Linked DNA regions of Homo sapiens: region 1 is linked to region 2. Evidence: read pairs that join two places in POLR2A ChIA-PET (ENCODE). Cell type or tissue: PC-9. All regions are shown on one strand. Each heading gives the region's core, and the rest is flanking DNA. Links, peaks and the distances in the headings are about the cores only. Region 1 overlaps LOC400499 (putative uncharacterized protein LOC400499). Region 2 overlaps LOC400499 (putative uncharacterized protein LOC400499).

The links. ChIA-PET counts read pairs that join two places held together with the same protein. Peaks named below come from ENCODE experiments on the same cell type or tissue, not always from the same donor. Only the 100,000 strongest peaks of a DNase experiment are listed, where the experiment ranks them.
Region 1: POLR2A ChIA-PET joins it to region 2 with 5 read pairs; 3 of 35 experiments call an interaction of 5 or more read pairs at or near these places.

The regions. Positions count from the first base shown.
Region 1 is chr16:11,452,091-11,462,856 of GRCh38, forward strand. LOC400499 (putative uncharacterized protein LOC400499) reads right to left here. Exons shown (of 67, transcript NM_001370704.1): 24 at 10,027-10,213; 25 at 8,874-9,029; 26 at 8,387-8,520; 27 at 7,806-7,964; 28 at 4,769-4,949. Among named protein-coding and RNA genes, the nearest start is that of RMI2, 110 kb to the left of the region's middle. RefSeq lists enhancers at 4,389-4,908, 4,909-5,426, 6,419-6,558. In PC-9, for the core only: no CTCF peak of the experiment used is centred there; a DNase peak (open chromatin) is centred at 6,581.
Region 2 is chr16:11,390,366-11,401,131 of GRCh38, forward strand. It overlaps LOC400499 (putative uncharacterized protein LOC400499), which reads right to left. Exons shown (of 67, transcript NM_001370704.1): 51 at 9,337-9,450; 52 at 9,107-9,235; 53 at 7,983-8,144; 54 at 6,146-6,310; 55 at 3,026-3,194; 56 at 1,952-2,136; 57 at 1,645-1,737; 58 at 1,301-1,496; 59 at 1-98. It also overlaps a transcript of LOC105371082 not described here. Among named protein-coding and RNA genes, the nearest start is that of RMI2, 50 kb to the left of the region's middle. RefSeq lists an enhancer at 1-256. In PC-9, for the core only: CTCF peaks have their summits at 6,021 (motif pointing right) and 6,224; no DNase peak of the experiment used is centred there.

The DNA.
Region 1 (10,766 bases), core at 1,827-9,826, 62 kb after region 2:
CATTCATGTTCTTTCAAGGTGATAAAGATCTTATTTCACTTTATAGATCACAGTTGTGATCTGGCAAACTCAGGCCCTCCAGAACATCTGTCTGGTTGCTCAGTTTTTTTGTTTGTTTTTTTTTTTTTTTTGCTTTTGAGGTCATGGTCATTCATTTATTTCTCATTACATTGGGCTGGGCCAAGAGTCATGCGCCAGTGTATAGATTATGTTATTCTGTTGCTTTCAGACAGAATTGGGATCCAGGTTCTAATTGTCTCCCAAGTTCAAGACCTGGATCAGAACCAGAAGAGAGTGGCCACTGCTGCGGGAGGCTAGGGGCTGCTGGAGGAAAGGCAGGAAACAGACCTAGAGCTGACCACACGCGGGGTTCATGATCAAGGGCGCCCCTCTGGGTACCCGAGGATCCTGCACACAGCTCATGGGTCAGGGAGCCCACAGCGGCCCCTCAAAGTGAATGGGGATGGCACAGGCCTGGGTTTGGAACTCCGGAGCTGGAAGGACAACTGCATCTGCCCAGGCAGGACCTGAAAACATGTTGTCCTTCCATTTGTATCCCAAAATCCTGTGTAGAGTCTTTCCATGAGGACAGGGCCAGGGCTGGCTCCTGGGCCTCTGGGTGGCCTCATGGGTCATTCAGTAAAAGTCCTGCAAACTTGTCACCATCTGGGGACATTCCTGCCAGTTCTTCTCCATGCCCTTCTGTGTGAGACACTGGGCAACTGCTTTAGGCCATTCCTGATTCTTCTTCCTCAACTCTTCAATTTCAGAAGATTTCTAATCTTTTAGGAAGCTCTGGATCTCCAGTTACTCCAAAGGTGAATTAACTGGTCCGATGAGTTTTCTGGTTCTTGGTTTCTTTTTCCTTTTTTACTTCCTGAGGGCTTCTAGTCATTTTAGTCAGATGTCTCACTTTCTCCACTTTTATTCCTGAGTTTTCTCCTGGGATCCTTTTTACGGCAGCCTTAGGGCCTAATCCTGGGTTGGCAGAGAACTAGCACTCACTCTCCCCTAATGGGATCCAGGAGAGTCAAGAGGTGGCCAAGTGTGGAAATGTGTTCTCTCCTCTCTGTTTCAGCGGGTCTCTTACTCGAAGTTTCATAAAAGGATTTTAAGGAGAATAGATTTTTTTAAATCTGTGCTCCAGAATATCAGATCCCTAACTTTGCTAAACTGCTGGTTTTAATTAAGTCCTCAGGCAGCTTCTGAGTACACTGAAAACATAATTACCCTGTTTGAAAACAGGGTAACCAATATTTTGAGCAGCCGACTCAAGCATAAGCACATATCCAAGGCTGGCTTAGCATTTGGGGGAAAGCCTCCAACAGGAAATACAGAAATAAAAAGAAAAAGGAAACTCCGAGGCAACAGATAAAACTCCCTGAAATTCTGTAACTTATACTCTAAGAGAAGACAATTGCATTCATGGAACAGGACGCTGTAAGAAAGGAACAACAACAACAAAAAAGAGCTCTTGAAAATATAAGATAATCCAAAATAAAAATGCTAGTAGAAGGGCTAGCATATGAAGTCGAGGAAATCGGCTCTTGAACAGAACCAAAGGACAAAGAAATAGAACAAAAGAGAAACAAGGAGGCCAGGTGCGGTGGCCCACACCTCTAATCCCAGCACTTTGGCAAGCAGAGGCAGGACGATCACTTGAGCCCAGGAGTTTGAGACCTGCCTGGGCAACATACTGAGACCCCATTCTCCAAAAAAAAGAAAAAGAAAAAAAGAAAAACGAGTTTGAAAAGAGAAACAGAGAAAACATTAGAAGCTCAGTTTTCTGAGGACCAACATCTAACCAATAGGAATTTCAGAACAAAGAAAGGAAATTATCAAAGAAACTGTAAGAGAAAATTACACAGACCAAAATGACATGTTTCCAAATTGAAACACCCTATGCTAAGGACCCAGTACAATGGAAGAACATAGATCCATACCAAGGTACCTCATAATGAGATTTACCACCAACAGGACTAAGACGAGCTCCTAAAAGCTTCTAAGACAGTGAGAAAAGGGTCACATACAAAAGATGATAAATCAGAAGAAGCATCAGATCTCCCAATTAATTCAAAACAATGGAGCAATGCCTTCAAAATCCCAAGAGAAAATTATTTCCAACCTAAAATTCTCCACTCAAACTGTCCCAGTAGAATGAAGACATTTTCAACATTTAGGGTCTCAAAATGTTTGTATTCTGTGATGGGTTAACTTGTGTTCCCCCAAAAGATTAATTGAAGTCTTAATCCCCAATCCCTCCCAATGCGACCTTAACTGAAAATGGGGTCATTGCAGATATCATTAAGTCAAGATGAGGTCATACGAGAATAGGACATGCCCTTAACCCAATAGAACTGATGTCTCTATTAGAAAAGAAAAATCTGGACACAGACACACACACACAGGGAGAATGCCACATGACAAAAGAGGCAGAGATTAGAGAGGATGCGGCTGTAAGCCAAGGAACACCAAGCTTCAACATCCATCACCAAATGCTTGGAAAAGGCAAGGGAGGGTTGTCCCCAGAGCCTTAGAGAGAACATGGCCCTGGTGGCTCCTTGACTCAAACTTACAGCCTTCAGAACTGTGAAAGAACAAATTTCTGTTGCTTTAAGCTGCCCAATTCAGTAATTAGTTACAGAACCCTTGGAAATGAATACACCTCCAATGTATGCTTTCTTTGGAAGCTACTGAAAGATGTACTCCATCAGAACAAAGGAATAAACCAAGAGATATGACACAGGTTTAAGAAAAAGGGATTGTGACCCAGAGGAGAAGTAAAAGGAATTCCCAGGTTGATGGAAAAGGGAGGCTGCAGAACCACAGCTGTGCAACTGGTCGTCTTTGGAGCAGGACTCAGGCTCCAGGAAGAGGGTCCCCAAGAAAAATAACAAAACTAATTGAAGTCAATGAACAATCTGATGTGTCTGACCACCTGGAAAAAAGTTTTGCAATGCTGCTGAAAATTCTGTAATTAGTAGACAAAAATTATAGAAAACTAATCAAATAGAAAAATAAAGGCAATTACAAAACTCCAGAAAAAAACAATAGGTCACCATGATAGGACACCATATATCTCAGCTATGTAAGACATTTATAGTTATAATTGGGTAAGCATCAGATGTTAACAAAAGGTAACTCTTTTAAGAAAATGGAAGAGAATATGTATTTGAAAGGGGCACCAATCTAAGAGTTAAATTCTTATCTTCTCTAGTAAGAAACCTATGGAGAAGGCCTAAAGCTGAAAAATCAAGAAATAACAGCATGATTATATTATTTTTAAATATGGAGAATATAAACAGAAAAAATGGCTAAAAGAATTTAGCGTGCTTACTGTTTTAAGCAAGACTTGGGGTAGGGGCCAGGCACAGTGGCTCACACCTGTAATACCAGCACTTTGGGAGGCCAAAGAAGGTGGATCACTTGAGCTCAGGAGTTCAAGACCAGCCTGGCCAACAGAGTGAAACCCCGTCTCTACTAAAAATAGAAAAATTTGCCAGGTGTGGTGGCACACACCTGTAATTCCAGCTACTTGGGAGGCTGAGGCACGAGAAGAGCTTGAGTCTTGGATGCAGAGGTTGCAGTGAGCCGAGATCGTGCCACTGCACTCCAGCCTGGGTGACAGAGTAAGACTCCGTCTCAAAAAAGAAAAAAAAAAAAAAAGAAAAAGAGAAACAAACAAACAACATAGGCAGATGTGACAAAGAGGATGTATAAACTTTAATCAACTTTTATAAACTTTAATCTTTTAGATTAAACTTTATAAACTTTAATCAACTTTTAGAAAACGTAGTTCAGGTCTACACAAGAGCAGAGAGCATAATACAATGAGCCCCCATGGGACCCAGCTTCGACAATGAGCAACTCACAGCCGAATTCACTTTTAAACAAGGTATCGCTTCGATAAAAATAAAAACTGAAAAAATGGAAAAAAAAATTCGTGGATAAAATTTTTTTTTTTTTTTCCTGAGGTGGAGTTTCACTCTTGTTGCCCAGGCTGGAGTGCAGTGGTGTGATCTCTGCTCACCGAAACCTCCGCCTCCTGGGTTCAAGCGATCCTCCTGCCTCAGCCTCCCGAGTAGCTGGCATTACAGGTGCCTGCCACCACACATGGCTAATTTTTGTATTTTTAGCAGAGATGGGGTTTCACCATGTTGGCCAGGCTGATCTTGAACTCCTGACCTCAAGTAATCCGCCCCCACACCCAGCCTCCTAAAGTACTAGGATTACAGGCGTGAGCCACCATTCCCAGCCGGTGGATTCATTTTTTAAAAGTGACAGACAGTGTTTTCGAGACACAAAGATCTGCAAATGCAAAGGCCCTGGAGTGTGTCTGGGGAACAAAAAGAGGCCTCTGAGCCTGCAGGATAACGAGCAAGGGGGAGAGTGGGGTGGGACAAGGCTGGAGAAGGAGGAAGGGCCTGACACTTGACTGGCAAAGGTAAGAAGTTACGATGTAATTATAAGCATCACGGCACTCATTAAAGATAAGGTTTTCGTTTGTTTGTTTTTAAAATTAAGACAGGTTCCTACTATGGTGCCCAGGCTGATCTCAGACTCCTGGCCTCGAGAAGTCCTCCCGCCTTGGCCTCCCACAGTGCTGGGATTACAGGCGTGAGCCACTGTGCCTGGCCCAGTTTGAGTCTTGAGTTAGCCTAGCCAACAAAAGGAAAAGGTGTTCCAGGAAGGAGGCATAGCTTGAGCAAAGGCCTGGAGATCAGAAACCTGAGCTGCTAGCCAAGGAGGCCCCACAGCCAACACTCACCTTCCCACTTCCACAGGGTGGCCCGAGATGTGTCCTTCCACTGCCCGCCTGCCACAAACAGCGGCCGCCCATTGTACTGCACCTTCAGGTGACTGCTGCTCTCCACATAGGGCAGGCGGAGGCTCAAGTGGTAAAGCTGCACGCGGCAATCCACCTGCCTCTCAGGCACCTGCAGCACAAACTGGAGAATGCCCACCCCCCCAAGATGCCAATGGGATCATGCCACCCCTGGCGTAGAATGTGCCCGGGAAGTTGAGGCAGCAGCGAGCCAAGATTGCACTACTGCACTCCACACGGGCAACGGGAGTGGAACGCAGTCCAAAAAAACAAAAAACAAGGAGCGTTGGTAAGGATGTGGAGAAATCTGAATTCTCATACGCTGATGGTGGGAATGTGAAATAGTGCAGCTACTGTGGAAAACAGTGTGGCAGTTTTTCAAAAAATTAAAGATCGGGCCGGGCACGGTGGCTCACGCCTGTAATCCCAGCACTTTGGGAGGCCGAGGCGGGTGGATCACGAGGTCAGGAGATCAAGACCATCCCAGCTAACACGGTGAAACCCCGTCTTTACTAAAAATACAAAAAATTAGCCGGGCATGGTGGTGGGCGCCTGTAGTCCCAGCTACCTGGGAGGCTGAGGCAGGAGAATGGTGTGAATTCAGGAGGCAGAGCTTGCAGTGAGCCGAGATCGCACCACTGCACTCCAGCCTGGGCACAGGGCCAGACTCCATCTCAAAAAAAAAAAAAAAAAAATTAAAGATCGAATTACCATACGCCCCAGAAATAACACTTCCAGGTATACATACAAAAGAATTGAAAGCAATAGAAAGAATCGAAAGCATCAGATATTTGCACACTCACGTTCATAACAGCATTTATTCACAATAGCCAAAAAATGGAAGCAACCCACATGTCCATCAACAGATGAACGGATAAACAAAATGCTGTCTATACAGACAATGGAGTATTCGGCCTTAAAAAGGAAGGAAATTTGACACATGCTACGATATGGATGAACCTTGAGGACATGCTAAGTAAAATAAGCCAGTCAAAAAAAGGACAGGACAGGCACGGTGGCTCACACCTGTAATCCCAGCACTATGGGAGGCCGAGGCAGGTGGATCACCTGGGTTCAGGAGTTCGAGACCAGCCTGGCCAACATGGTAAAACCCCTGTCTCTACGAAAAATACAAAAAATTAGCCAGGGCTGGGCGTGGTGGCTCACGCCAGTAATCCCAACACTTTGGGAGGCCAAGGCAGGCGGATCACCCGAGGTCAGGAGTTTAAGACCAGCCTGGCCAACATGGCAAAGCCCCATCTCTACTAAAAAATACAAAAATTAGCCGGGCGTGGTCGTGGGCGCCTGTAATCCCAGGTACTCAGGAGGCTGAGGCAGGGAGAATTGCTTGAACCCAGAGGCAGAAGTTGTAGTAAGCCAAGGTCGTGCCACTGCACTCCAGCCTGGGCAACAGGCTGAGACTCCATCTCAAAAAAAAAATTAGCCGTGTGTGGTGGCAGGTGACTGTAATCCCAGCTACTTGGGAGGCTGAGGCAGGAGAATCGCTTGAACCTGGGAGGCGGAGGTTGCAGTGAGCCAAGATTGCACCATTGTACTCCAGTGTGGGCAACAAAAGCGAAACTCTGTCTCAAAAAAAAAAAAAAAGACAAACGGTATGATTCCACGGCTCTGTGTTAGCTAGAGTAGTCAAAAATCCGAAACAGAAAGTAGAATGGTGCTTTCCAGGGACTGGGAGAAGGAGAGAATGGGGAGTCAGCATTTCCTGGTTATAGACTTGCAGTTTTGCAAGTTCTGGAGATAAGTAGTGGTGATGGTTGCACAAGAATGTAAATGCATGTAATGCCACCAAACTCCAAAATGGTTAAAATAGTAAATATGGCCGGGTGTGGTGGCTCATGCCTGTAACCCAGCACTTTGGGAGGCTGAGGTGAGCGGATCACCTGAGGTCAGGAGTTCAAGACCAGCCTGGCCAACATGGAGAAATCCCGTCTCTACTAAAAATACAAAAAAATTAGCCAGACGTGGTGGCAGGCACCTGTAATCCCAACTACTCAGGAGGCTGAGGCTGGAGAATTGCATGAACCCAGGAGGCGGAGGTTGCAGTGAGCCAAGATCATACCATTGCACTCCAGCCTGGGCGACAGAGCGAGACTCCATCTCCAAAAAAATAAAAAATAAAATAAATAAATAAATAAATAAAAAACAGTAAATTTTACATGATGTATACTTAGCCACAATTAAAATTAAAAGTTAATATTTAAAAGATCATTTGCAGGACTGGATGTGAAAAGGGAAAAAATATCCTAAACCAATTTTTTTTTTTTTTTTTTTTTTTTTTGAAAAGGAGTCTCGCTGTTTCGCCCAGGCCAGACTGCAGTGGTGCGATCTCGGCTCACTGCAAGCTCCGCCTCTGGGGTTCAAGCCATTCTCCTGCCTCAGCCTCCCGAGTAGCTGGGGCTACAGGCACCTGCCCCCGCGCCCAGCTAATTTTTTGTATTTTTAGTAGAGACGGTGTTTCGCCGTGTTAGCCAGGATGGTCTCGATCTCCTGATCTCGTGATCCGCCCGCCTCGGCCTCCCAAAGTGCTGGGATTACAGGCATGAGCCACTGCGCCCGGCCCCTAAACAAATTTTTAAATAAACATACAAGGTTAAATGTGTGCTGTGTAAGAACCACCACCTGTTCAGCTGCTGAGCACACCATCAGTCCTAACTCAGCAAAAGAACCCACCCTCTGGGAAAGACTAAAAGCGAACCGCTCTTTCAAAAATGCATTTTTACAGGTGGAAATCTATGTTTCCCAAGCCCTCCTGCCAGTCCTTGGCACTCTGACAAGTGTTTCTCACCCCTGGGGACATGGGGTCATGGGGCTGGAGATGCAAAAGGGAAAGTCACCAAGGCTAAGTTTCAGCTGCTTGCATCCTTGTAGCCAGGGCCAGAGGGCCATGTGGGGGTTCCCCAGCTCCTACCGTCCATGCTGGACTCATGGGGCACGGCTCTGCCGCAGTGGCCAGGCTCACCTCCATGAAGTGATTGCTCAGGGCGGGCCCCGAGTCATTCTTGAAGGTCTGGCTGACACGGAGATGCCTCTTGTTGCTGTTCTTGTCCCAGTGCTTCCCGTAGCTCACCTCCAGCTGTGAGTGCAGGTGGCCCGAGTCCTCCTCATGCCAGAGCTGGACCTGGGACACACATGGGTGGTGAACTGCCCATGGAGGCCCTGCCCACCCAGTCCCTGGGCCTCCTCATAGCCACCCACTCCAGGGATATCAGCCTGGTTTTCAGAAGAGACGGTTCTGTAGAAAGCACTATTTTTTTTTAATTTATTACTTATTTATTTTAGAGACAAGATCTCACTCTCCCACCCAGACTGGAGTACAGTGGCGCCATCTTTGCTCACTGCAACCTCCGCCTCCTGGGCTGAAGCGTTCCTGGATGAACAGACATAAGACTGAGACTGAAGTTCCAGCCCCGGATCCATTCCCATATGGCTATGTGATTGTGAGCAAGTCCATCTCTTTGGGGATGAGTTCAGGGTACTCAGATCACCACTTGCCTGACTCTAGTGCTCTCTCCGGATGTCGCACCTGGCCTGGGAACCCACCTTGTGGCTGAAGGCTAGGATCTGTGTGCAGTGGAGCTCGTGGCGCAGCTCCAGCCTGTAGGCACCGTCTGAGCCACTGTCTGCCCGCAGCTTCTGGCTGGTGCTGCACTCGTGTGCCGCCTGCTTTGCCTGACCTGTGTGGATCAACCCAGAGACCCCTGCCCTCCTCTGCCAGGCAGCCCTCCACCAGGGCTCCAAGAGAAGGAGGGCCCGGCCCAGCCTGGCCTCAGCCACACCCCCCATGCTTTGCTCCACCTGTCACTCCATTAGAACCTGTCGATGGGGAGGTGTTAAGAGATGGGTGAATGTCTCCTCAACAGACACACTTTTTAATGGGCAGGTATTCAGTCCTACTCAGAGCCAACAGAATGACTAATGGAAAACCCCGTGGTGACAGCGTATCTCAGCTCACGGAGCCACAGCCCTAGGAAACAGGGCAGGCCCTGCCACCTCCACCTGCCCCGCAACCAGGCACGCAGTGCCTTACCCAGGAGGCTGTACTGGATCCTCAGGGAGTTGGTCCAGAGCTGGCCCCGTTGCTGCAGCAGGCCAAGGGCACGAAGCCCCACCAGCCCTGGCACAAACAGCTCGGCACCCAGGGCGGCCACCCTCCGTCCATTCTCCTCCTTCCTCTCCAGCAGTGCTGCAGGGACAGAGAGCAGGCAGATGAGAGGGTCAGCCCCCAGGGACCAGCACCCCCATCCCCAGGCAAAGAAGGGACTCAGGTATCACCGAGGGGCCTTGGGGTTGGGGGCTCCTTGAAGAGCCAACATGTGCACCCTGCACAACAGGCCACAGACAGGCCTGATCACAGCTCACTGTAGCCTTGACCTCCCAGGCTCAATCGATCTTCCCACCTTAGCCTCCCGAGTAGCTGGAACTACAGACGTGTGCCACCACACTTGGCTAATTTTTGTATTTTTTGTAGAAGCAGGGATCTCACTATGTTGCCCAGGCTGGTCTTAAACTCCTGGGCTCAAGTAATCCTCCTGCGTTAGCTTCCCGAAGTGCTGGGATTTCAGGCGTGAGACACTGTGCCTGGCCCAAAAATAAAGTAGAATAAAACAAAATCGAACAGGACAGAAGAGAAAAGAAAGAATAGCCCATCATGGGTTGTTGGGTAAATTTCACCTTCTGAAGCTTCTGAGACACAGAAGGTCAGCCAGAACGCACAGGTGAAACTGGGCCAGCTGTTATGACTCCCAGACACCCACATCGGGGGGTCCACAGCCACTGCTCCAAGTACCCCCAGCCCCAGCTCCTGTCCTTACCTTGGAATCTTCCGGAACACCCATGAGCGGCACACCCAGGCGCCACTACCCCAGCTCCAGCACCAGGGCCAGCACCTGCTCACTCTGTGTGTGTTTTAAATGCCCAGTGTATTTTAGGTCAAAATGTTACAAGTGTTTCTTATCGTGGGTCAGAATAAAAACAGTCCAAAAGTTGCTATTTTAAGGTTTGTGGGTGCAGTTGGAGGTTGGGGGAGGTTCTGGGGGCTCACATGGAGCTTGGATCTGCCCTTGGATGGGATGTTGATATTAAGAGAAGCTGCAGTGATGAGGACCATAAGGAGGCACTTGGGCCACCACACCCTAACCTGGCCACAGAGCAGAGGGGACAGAAGGGGTCTCATCTCCTACCTGTCACGTTGGCCTGGTCACTCAGCAGATGGCTCAGCGATGCGGAGAAGGCCAGCTTGCTGCCCACCTGCCGTGTGAGGTTCCCGGTGAAGACGACGGGGCTGCCCCCCGTCACCAGTTTCACCTCCAGCTGCGCCTGGAACCGCTCAGCCTCGCCACCCATGGCTGGCTGCAGGTCACTCCAGCCCTGAAACGGCCTCAGTGTCACCTGGGAGGACAGGCTTGGCCAGCAGGCCCAGCCCTTACCACACGAACTGGGACCAGACAGGGCAGGAGACAACATCGCTAACAACCTTCTACACCGATCCTTACCCAATTTTTCTTTTTCCTTGAGACAGAGTCTCACTTTGTCTCCCAAGCTGGAGTGCAGTGGTGGAATCCTGGCTCGCTGCAACCTCCACCTCCTGGGTTCAAGTGATTCTCCTGCCTCAGCCTCCCTGGGATTACAGTCACGTGCCACCACACCCGGCTAATTTTTTTATTTTTAGTAGAGATGGAGTTTCACTATGTTGGCTAGGCTGGTCTCAAGGTCCTGAGCACAAGTGATCCACCCGCCCTGGCCTTCCAAAGTGTTAGGATTACAGGCATGAACTACTGTGCCCAGCCCTTCCCCAATTTTTTAAACTCTGGATTTCTCAAAATTAGAAACCTGTGTTACAAACTCAGACATAAATGTAAGGGACTCCTCTTCTCTCCTTGACATCCCCCTCATTCAGTCCATCAGGAACTTGAGTCAACTG
Region 2 (10,766 bases), core at 1,378-9,377:
CAGCCGCCGCATGGCCTCCTCTGCTCGCTCCCGCCACACCTCCTCCAGGGGCCGCAGTGTCACCTCCAGGTAGGCATCCTTCAGTGTGGCCAGGGGCCCTGCAACAGGCAGCCACCACCCACCATGAGACCTCAGGGCAGGTCAGAGAACCAGCCCTGCCCAGACACGCCAGGCCTCGAGGAGATAGGGCCTGTTCCTGGGATTAAGATGTGGGGAGCTGGGGGAACTGGAACAGAGCAGTGGCACTGGAGATTGCAGGGGAGTTGTCACAGCAGGCCTGAGCCGTCTCTGCAAGGCCTGCTTATAAGGTTGTCTGGGAACTTGGATTGGGGGAGGGTTCCCACCAGTCCTAGAATTGATATGAGGCTCCCTGCATCTGAACTGTTTGTACAAACGTGGTTTATGCCGGACCCCTGCTTGCTTCCTAGGAGTCTGACAGTGTGGTCCGTGCCAAGCAGCACCTGCCAGTGTGGCAGCCCCCAATAAAAACCCTGGGTGCTGAGTCTCCCAGGAGCTGCTCTGGTGACAGCTGGGACAGCTAAATGCATCCTGTGTGAAAGCGCTGGGACTGGGAGAGTACCCTGGGCACTGGCCCTGGTTCTCCCTAGACTCCGCCCCAGCCCCCTTCCCTGTGCTGACACTCCTGCATCCCCTCACTATAATAAATCACAGCTGTGAATAGCGCTGGGCGGAGTCCTGGCGCATTCCTCCTGATTCACTGCCCTGGGGGTGGTCACAGGAACACTCTGGCACAGCAGGGAGGATCGGGAGGTAACATTCAACAGCCAGTCAGAGGGATGCCCACCCTGGCGCTGGGCAGGGCCTTGGGGGCTCTGTGCTGTGCTGGGCATTAGCCCTGGATGGCGGAGAGGCCAGAGGTTCCCAGTCCTGCCACGAGGCTGGTTGGGGCAGCAGGTGTGAGCCTTTAATGACCACCTGGCCACATTGAGCTCATCGTGGAACCAGAAAGAGATGCTGTGGCAGTGAGCTTCACAGAAACAAGGCTGTATACTCAAAAGAAAGCAGGCGGGAGACTGAAAAAACCTAGGCAGCAGGCATAAGGGAGATGAGCTTGGAGACTCTGTAAAAATGACACAGCAGACCCAGAAAAAACAAAGGCTGTAGATCTATAACAAATAAGGCAGGGGGCTAAACACAGCTGGGCTACAGGCCCATGGGAAGCGAGGCCACATTTCTGATTGAAACAGTGCCACAGGCCAATGTGAGCGCTTAGGGCCCCGGTGGAGAGGGGGGACATTGATTTCCGCACAGGATTGAGCCCTCCCCCTCCCACACTTACATTCCAGCTCCTCCCGCAGCTGCTCCAGCCCCACCTGCAGCCACTCCAGGTAAAGAGGCAGGTGCTGGGTCAGTGCCTGGCTCCGGGCCCACAAAGTGGCTACTGCCCAACCACTCGCCTGCATGGCCTCCCGCCCCGCCTGGGACAGCTGCAGAAGGAGGCCTGCCACGCCGTCCAGGGTGCCTGCCGGCTGCACCTGGACAGGGAAACCGAGGCAGAATCAGGGTGAGGTCCAGGGCAGAGAGAGCCCCAGACCCTCCTGCCTGGTGAGTGGGGGCTACAAGCCAGGTCAGAGGGGGACCTCTCCAACCTGAGCCCCCACCCTCCCCTGCTGTGATACCCACCAATTGCTGGAACCTTCTCACAGAGGCACCCAAGCCTTGAACCTTCTCTTCCAGCCGGGCTTGCACCTGGGAGCCAACTGCTGCAATCCTGGACTGTGAGGACAGAGGAAGAGGCTGGGGCCTCGCAGGAATGAAGTAGACACAAGGTTCTCGGTGCCAGCAGCAGGTGTGGGCCTCACAATGGGGTTGTCTGCCCTGGTTTCTGGGCACAGCTGGACCCCAAGGGCTCGGGGCTCCTGGCACGGGGGCCTCTGCCCAGTGGGAGAACGGTAACCCCTTCCCTGTGTCCCAGCCCAGGCCCTCTCACCTCCACATGGCCCAGCAGGCCCCCCTGGCAGCCGCGCGCGGCCAGCAGGAGACTCTGGTTGGCAGCCTGCAGGGTCAGGCGTCCCAGCGGCTGGGAGGGCTGCCTGCCATCCCGGAACAGGACCTCCGCCTCGGCTGTCCGCCCATGGGCACATGCCCGCAGCACCACACTCTCCTCTCTGCCCCCTGGAGCCAGAAAGGGACCTGCTGGTGCCCCCACCATGTCTCTGGCTGCCCACTCCCCCTCCACCGCTTTCCGTAGCTCCCCACTGCCCCAGGCCAAGCCTCAAGGCCCTAGGATTTGAGAACCTTGAGCTGCACCACCTAGAGCAACCACCTGAGCCACCTGAAGCCCCCTCTTCTGTCCCCTCCCCCGACACGGCAGTCAGTTAGGGATGCCATAAGGCTTCAGGGGGTTTCCTGAGGTTTTTTTTTGAGACACCAAGGCAGGAGTACAGTGGCTGGATCACAGCTCACTCCCAGCAGCTGAGACCACAGGAACACATCACCCCCTACCCCACCAGGTTTTTTCGTTTTTGTTTTTGTTTTACTTTTTGAGACAGAGTCTCGCTCTGTCGCCTAGGCTGGTGTGTGGTGACACGATCTCGGCTCACTGCAAGCTCCGCTTCCCGGGTTCACGCCATTCTCCTGCCTCAGCCTCCTGAGTAGCTGGGAACTACAGGCACCCGCTACTGTGCCCGGCTACTTTTTTCTATTTTTAGTAGAGATGGGGTTTCACCGTGTTAGCCAGGATGGTCTCGATCTCCTGACCTTGTGATCCACCCACCTCGGCCTCCCAAAGTGCTGGGATTACAGGTGTGAGCCACCACGCCTGGCCACCCCCCCCCCTTTTTTTTAAGTAGAGACGGGGTCTCACTATGTTGCCCAGGCTGGTCCTGAACTCCTGAGCTCAAGCAATTCACCCATCTCGGCCTCCCAAAGTGCTAGGATTACAGGTATGAGCCCCTGCACCCAGCCCCGACTTCTGAAATCTTAACGCCCAGACCCCCGTCCTTTCTTGAGCCAACAGGGGCCGTGGCCCAGCTAGCTGAGCTGGGACCCAGCTGCCACTCACCCTCCTCATGGGCCACAGAGGCCTGCAGACAGCTTGGGGCCCGGAACACAGACAGCCTCACTTTCTCCTCTCTGTTGTCCACGCTTCCCTCCAACCGGACCAGGCTTTGAGAAGTCGAGGTGGAGACACGGCCCAGTAGGCCAACCCGCTGAGCCTTGGAGCCACGAAGCTGGGAGGGGGAAGGCAGAGGCCTGAGTGGAGCCTGGCCCACCTGTCCCTGGTCTCTCCCCTGCCCGCCCCAGGCTCAGGAAGAGGCTGGCTGGGGAGGCTGCTGTTGGACCTGTAGGGAACCAAGGGAAGGCACAATGCCCACGCCCGATCTCCAGGGCACCAGGTTCCCCACGCCATATCCCTGTCTAAGGCTGCCAGTGCCCCATTACAGAAAGCACTTTTGAAAATACTCCGGGCCAGGATCAAGGGCTCACTCCTATAATCCCAGCACTTCAGGAGGCCAAGACGGGTGGATCGCTTGAGCCCAGGAGTTTCAGACTAGCCTGGACCACATGGCAAAAACCCTGTCTCTACCAAAAATACAAAACTTAGCCAGTCTCATGACAAATACTTTTTTTAATTTTTAAAAATACCCATCTAGGAGCCCAACCCAGCAGCAGCCGCCCACAGGGTGGCTTAGAGATGGCTGCTGCCCAGGCCCCACCCAGACACTCTGATTTAATTGGTGTTGGGGGCCCCGGGCCCTGGCATTTCTAACATCCCCAGTGCCCTGGTGTTTCTGCTACAGCCCAGGCTTTCCGAGTTTGCATGGGAACCACTGCAAAGGTCTAAGCAAGGAGACACGGGCACACCTGGCATAACACCCCAGGCACTGGGCAGCTTACCTAAGTCCCTGCAGGTGCCCAGCCTTGGGGGCACGGCAGGGACCAGGACAGGCGAGTCTAGAATGGGGTGGGAAAGAGGCTCAGAGGCCCCCAAGAGAACACAAGCCCGGAGGAGGCCCTGCAGGGGAGGGAGCCTCAGCTACCCTGTATTCTAGTCCAGACACTGCAGCTAACAAGCTGTGCACCCTTCAGTAAGGGTGTCACCCTCTCTGGGCCTCAGCTCCAAGATCTGTAAAATGATACAGAACAATGGTTCACAAAACTTAACAGGACTTAAGAGTGTGTGTGCGCGTGCACGTATGTCTGTTAAGGGTTGAATTTTGTTCCTCAGATAGGTTGAAGCCCTAACCTTCTATACCTGTGAACGTGGTGTTATTCGGAAATAGGTTTTTTGCAAAAGTAATCAAGTTGAGGCCATAGTGGATGAAGGTAGGCCACACACCCAATGAATGCTGTCCCTGTGAGAAGACCATGTGAAGATGCCACCCAGAAGGCAGAAGGCCACCACGTGGGACAGAGGCAGAGACTGGTGTGATGCCACCACAGCCGTGGGTCCTGGCAACCACCAGAAGCTGGAGGTGCTACAGAAGGATCTTCCCTAGGACTTTGAGAGGGAGTGTGGCCCTGCTGACAACTTGCTTTTGGACTTCTGGCCTCTAGAACTGTGACACCATACCTGTCTGTTGCATTAAGCCTTCCAGTTGGTGGCAATTTAATACAGTAGTCCTAGGAATCGAATGCAGGGTGCTTACTAAACATGCAGAAGCATGTCGATCTCTGAGGAGATCCAAGTTGGTAATAGGGCTACAGCCCAGGACTCCTGTGGAATTTAACCAAGCACAATGTGATCTTGCCAGGCAGGTGGGGGCAGGGGACGGTCTGCAGACCACACGGAGTTGGCCCTGGATGGCTCCCAGCATCTGAGCTCAGCCCCGCTGGGTGTCACTGAAGAGCAAGGGCCATGCCTGCCTCTGTGTAGCCTGGGTGAATGCCTGACCTCCCTGAATCTGTCCCTCATCTGTCCTGGGGCCACTGGGTTGGGGTGAGCAAGAAACAAGGCTGGGAAAGCCTTCTGACCACTCCACAGACCCCAGAATGGACCAAGTGAGAATAGCTGTCCCAAATAAATCGGGGATAGGGAAGCAAGAGGACCAGCCTCTTGCCGAGCATCCGCCATGGGTTCACTCCCAGGGCTCCAGTTCCATCAGGCACGGGGCTTACAGAGCCGGGGGCAGGCAGGGGCCTGGCTGGAAACGGGGAAGTGACAGTCAGTCCCGGAGAACAAGAACCTTGGAAGGAGAAACTCCTTTGAAATGGCCACGGCTGCTGAACTCTCAACCCAGAAATGCCATCCTCATTCAGCTCGGATGCCGGGAAGGGAGGGAACTCCCCTCTCACAAGCACCTGCTACATGCAGATGTTGTACAAATGTGTTTGCTCCTAACCATTCTGCAAGGGAGATGGTATTTGTTCCCATTTGACAGAGGGGAAGACTGAGGCTCAGCAAACGAAAGTCACGAGGCCAAGTTCACCTGGCCAGGGAGACAGAGGAGGTGGATGGAAACGCCGAGAGAGCACCTGCTACGTCACGTGCCTTGGCTACGCAGGCAGCGGGAACCGGTATCCAGACTCCCAAAAACCACCCTGTGAAATATCTGATCCCCTCCTACAGATGAGGAAACACATGCTCAGAGAGGTTCCTTCCTGGGATCACCTGGCCAGGTCAGGGCAGAGTAGGTATTGGAGGCCAACTCTGCCCCTTCCTACTTCCCAGGGCTGCTGGGAGTAAGGAGGGGGAGGAGATGGTACCAGTAATGGCTAATAGCAAATACTTACGTAGTGGCTGTTTTCTCTCAGGCACTGCTCTAAGCGATCTATGCCTACGACTATATTTAACCCTTGCAATATTAACCCCATGGGAGATAGGGCCAGTACAATTATACCCATTTTACAGGGGAGGAAACTCAGGTACCAGGAGGCAGCTAGGCTGGGATTCAAACTTGGGCAGCCCAGCCACTGCCTCTCTGTTATAGGAAGGGCCGGGTGTTGGGACTGTGGAGGAGCTGCCTTGTCTTGGCGCCAGGGCCAGGCCTGGGGTTCAGCAGGCGTTCCCCCGACCCAGAATGAAGCTCTGGCCCCATCCAGAATGCTGGTTTGCAGTTCCTCAGATAGCCACTAGATGGCGGGGCCGCCCAGGCAGTTGGGGGCCTGCTGGCCAGGGAGGAACCGCAGGGATGCCGGGATATCTTTCCCAGGGACTGTCAGCCCCATCCTGGCCACTGACCTCCAGTGCCCCGGAGAAGTCAGCTGAACGAGGCCTGCTGTGGTTTTGGAGGGTCAGGCTGAGATGCAGGCCGTGGTCTGGGTCTGGTGCAAGGCCCAGGTGGCAGCGGGAACGCAGCAGGAGTCCACCCTGGCCCAGGGTGTGCTCCCCGACGACCAAGAGGGCCTGGGACGAGAGAGTCTAGGTGTCAGGCAGGCACAGGGGTGGCAGCTTCCTCTCTCCCCAGTCCCCTGCACCGAGAATGCAGCAGCAGCTGCCACCTCCCAGCCTCCACACCTGTCGCAGCTCACAGCTGACCTCTAAGAAACGCAAATCAGATGCCGTCCCCTAAGAAGCTGGGCTCTGGCATGGCCCGTGGCCTGCTTTGTTGTCCCAACCTCACTTCCCTTGCTCCCTCCGTAAGTGCTGCCCCGTGTTCCTCAAGGCAGAGTTGTGCCTTAGGCCCCTTCCCTCTGCAGGGCTCACACTCACCAGTGAGGCCCCTTTTTGCAACACCCTGGCCCCTCTCTGCTTCATTCCTGCACAACGTTTACTACACCCTGACCATAGACCATGCATCTCTAGTTTGTTGTATCGTCCTGGCCCCACTGGAATGCGCCACCCAGGAGGCCGGCACCTAGGCTGTGTCTTTCACATCCACTCCCTGCACCTAGAACACAGCCTGGCATAGGTGAAACACACAAATGTTTTCTGAATGAACAGAGGAAAAGATAAGGGGTGGGAAACTATGGTTTGGGGCCGAATCTGGCTCACTGCCCACTCTTGTAAATGCTTTTTATTTTGAGACAGAGTTATGCTCTGTCGCCAGGCTGGAGTACAATGGCACGATCTCAGCTCACTGCAACCTCCGCCTCCCAGGTTCAAGCGATTCTCCTACCTCAGCCTCCTGAGTAGCTAGGACTACAGGCACGTGCCACCGTGCCCAGCTCATTTTTTCTATTTTTAGTAGAGAAGAGGTTTCACCATGTTAGCCAGGATGGTCTCGATCTCCTGACCTCGTGATCTGCCTGCATCGGCCTCCCAAAGTGGTGGGATTACAGGCGTGAGCCACCGCACCCGGCTTGTAAATACTTTTACTGGAATACAGCCGTAAGGATTCATTTACATATTGTCTATAGCTGCTTTCACAAGACAGTGGTAAAGTTGGTTGTTGGAACAGAGACTGGATGGTTCATAAAGCCTAAAATATATGCTATCTGTCTCTTTACAGAAGAGTATGAGTCCTTGGGATGGAGGGAGGGAGGGATGGAGGGAGGGAGGGATGGAGGGAGGGAGGGAGGGAGGGAGGGATGGACGGACGGATGAATGGATGCAAGGGAGGAACGGTTGGAGGATGAATGGATGGAGAGAGAGGGTACATGGGAGGGCAGATATACGGGGATGGATGGAAGATAGGAAGGAGGATGGAAGGATGCGTAAAGGAATGGATGGATGGGTTGGTGGATGGAAGAACCAATCAACCAGCTACCAACCCCAGGAGGGGAAAGGGGTTGAGGAAAAGGAGTCCTAACACCTCTCCTCTGGGGTAATGATGACTACAGCAGCTCTAACTCATGTGCCCGGCACCAAGGCTGAGCATTCCCGCATCATGTCTCTCTTAAGTCTCACCATCACTCTACGTCCTGGAACCTGCTGCTCCTTCCTCAGATGAAACACCAGAGGCTCAGAGAGGAGATGTGCACTGCCCAGTCACCCAGCAGGCAAATGGCAGAGCCACGATGGTGGCGTCTGGCTGCCTCGCTCACACCCCTGCATTCTGCGGGCACCACCCTCACTGCTGCCCCCTCACCATGGGTCCCTGGTCCTCCAGCTGCCCCCTTCTGCAGGGCAGACTCACCCTGGGCAGGTCACAGAGCCCCAGGTGGAGGGAGTGCCGCAGCCAGCGTGCATAGTCAGTCTGTACTTCTCCCCAGAAGCTCTGACGGGTACAAGAGGCCCCGAGGACGTGCTCCAGCGTGGCCTCCATGATGATCTTGTCTGGCTGAGATGGCCAATGCCTCTGGAATGAGAGGGCCTATGGGTCAGGGGCTCATCACCTAAGAGAATGCCCATGGCCAGCTGCAGTTGGAGACCCTCACCTAGGCAAGAGCATGTGCCAGGAATGTGCCGTCAGAGCTCTCATCAGCCACAGCACCCCCTTACACTCTGCGGCAGGATTTTTTTTTTTTTGAGACACTCTTGCTCTATAGCCCAGGCTGGAGTACAGTGGCATGATCTAGACTCACTGCAACCTCTACCTCCCAGGTTCAAGCGATTCTCCCACCTCAGCCTCCCAAATAGCTAGGATTACAGGTGCATGCCACCACGCCCAGTTTTTTTTTTAATTCTTTAGTAGAGATGGGGTTTCGCCATGTTGGCCAGGCGATCAGGTGATCCCCCCACCTCAGCCTTCCAAAGTGCTGGGATTACAGGTGTGATTCGCCATGCCCCGCTCGTGGCAGGATTTCTGCTGTGAGCACTTAGGGGGCCATGCCTAAGAGCCCCAGGAACCCAGGCGGGAGGTCCAGAGGAGGAAGGGGCTTCCAGGGCCAGCTCTCCCCATTTCTCCATGGCCTGGTTCCTGCCCCAAGCTCTGCAGAACAGTGCTCGGCCCCATGAGGAGCCCTATCAGGTAATGATGCTGGAGGAGACCAGACCTGATGCCTCGGGGAACCGGAGCTCCCGATCTCCCTCCGCCCCCTCCCGAGAAGCCCCCTAGCATCCCACCTTCTTCCCCATCTGTTCCCAGCATCTCGGGCCGTTCCCCTTGCTTTTCTTGTCTTCCAGAGCCCTCACCACATCCCAGTTAGGAAGGGAACCATTTCACAGATGAGAACACTAAGGCTCACAGCAGAGAAGTAAGTTGCCCAGGATCCCGCAAGCACTGGAACCCAGGACCACGTGGCCCCAGAGCTGGACGCTCCTGTGGCAGGTGGAGCCGCCTGGGGGTTCCCTGCCCAGACGCTGCTCCCCTGACCTCACCTCGTAGGTCAAGTTCTGCCGCATGCGGTGCTGGCCCCAGGACACGTTGAGCTGTTCAACGAACACAGCTGGGGTCTGCGTGAAGGCCCCGCAGGCCTGGAGGCTGTTCAGGCCCCAGGTTTCCTGGAGCTGATAGGGAAGAGAATAGGGTACATGACCTGGGGGGCCAGCTGAGAAGCCTGGAGCGAGGGGGACCCCCTCACTCGGTGCAGCGGTCAGGCCCCACATACCTGCCCCGGGGAGGCGGCCAGGCAGCCGTCCCAGGCGGTGCTGTGTGCTAAGGACCCGTCAGCCCAGGTGAGCTGCAGCGTCGCAGGTTGTCCTCTGTTCCAGGTGAGCTGCACCTGCATTGGGATGGGAGGGCAGTGGTGGGGAAAGGGGGACATGTAGGGGAGAGGAGAGGTTAACGGTGTCCCCACAGCCATCTCTGTTGGGAAATGAGAGGCTAGGGAGGATGGAGAAGCTGGTGCCCCTCCCCCAGATATCCCTAGAGGAACTAGGATGGAGGGTGGAGAGACTGCCCTGCCTACCCCCATCTCTGGAAGAGCTCAGAGCCATTCCCAGGCTGGAGACTGAAAGCATTTAAATGAAAAAAAAAAAAAGCCTCATCCCCAACACCCAGACTCAGCATTTCCAAAGACAGAAAGCAACCGTGCTCCTCACTGGGGCCTCCAGGGCCAGCATGATCTGTCCCTGCCCATCTGACCTCATCTCCCTGTCACCCATCCCTCCCAGTCACTCTGTTCCCATCTTATTTCCCTTCCAGCCCTCCCCAAAGCACCCGGCTCATTCCCACCACAGGGCCTTTGCACGGGCTTTTCCTGTTGCCTGCAGTGCTGCTCCTCCAGCTTCTCTCAAGCCCGGCTCCTTCCCATCCCGGGGCCGCCTCCCCCATGAGGCTCTCACTGACCACCCACCTTACAGTTGCTGCCCCACCCACCCACCCAGTCACGCTCAGTCTCACATCTTTTTTTTTTCTTTTTTTCTTCTGAGACTGTCTCACTCTGTTACCAGGCTGGAGTGCAGTGGCGTGATCTTGGCTCACTGCAACCTCCACCTCCAGGGCTCAAACGATCCTCCCGCCTCAGCCTCCCAAGCAGTTGGGATTGCAGGCACACACCACCACACCCAGCTAATTTTTATATTTTTAGTAGAGACAGGATTTCGCCATGTTGGCCAGGCTGGTCTCAAATTCTTGGCCTCAAGTGATCCACTGGCCTCGGCCTCCCTCAGTGCTGGGATTACAGGCATGAGCCACCACGTCCGGCCCCTCTTTACTACTTTACAGTGCTTATCATATCACACCTTCTGATTTTTTAATTCATTCCTTGGCTTGAATTCTGGAGAGCGTCTTTTGCCTGCACACAGCTGGCCTGTTGTCCTCCCTTTCATAGATGGGAAAACCTGAGTCTCAGAGAGGCGATAGGACACACCCGAGGCCCCCCAGCCAGACAGGGAGCCCAGCTGCCTCACTCAGTCCCCAAAGCTACCACTAAACAAGCAACTATAAATGATCAATCAGAGACGCCTGTACCTGTTTCCCACATTAAAATGTGAGCTATCTTCAAACACCGCCTGGTATACAGTAGGTGCTCAATGAGGTATTGATAAAGGAATGATTGAATGAAGGATCCCAGAGATCCCCAGGCTTCAGGAAGCT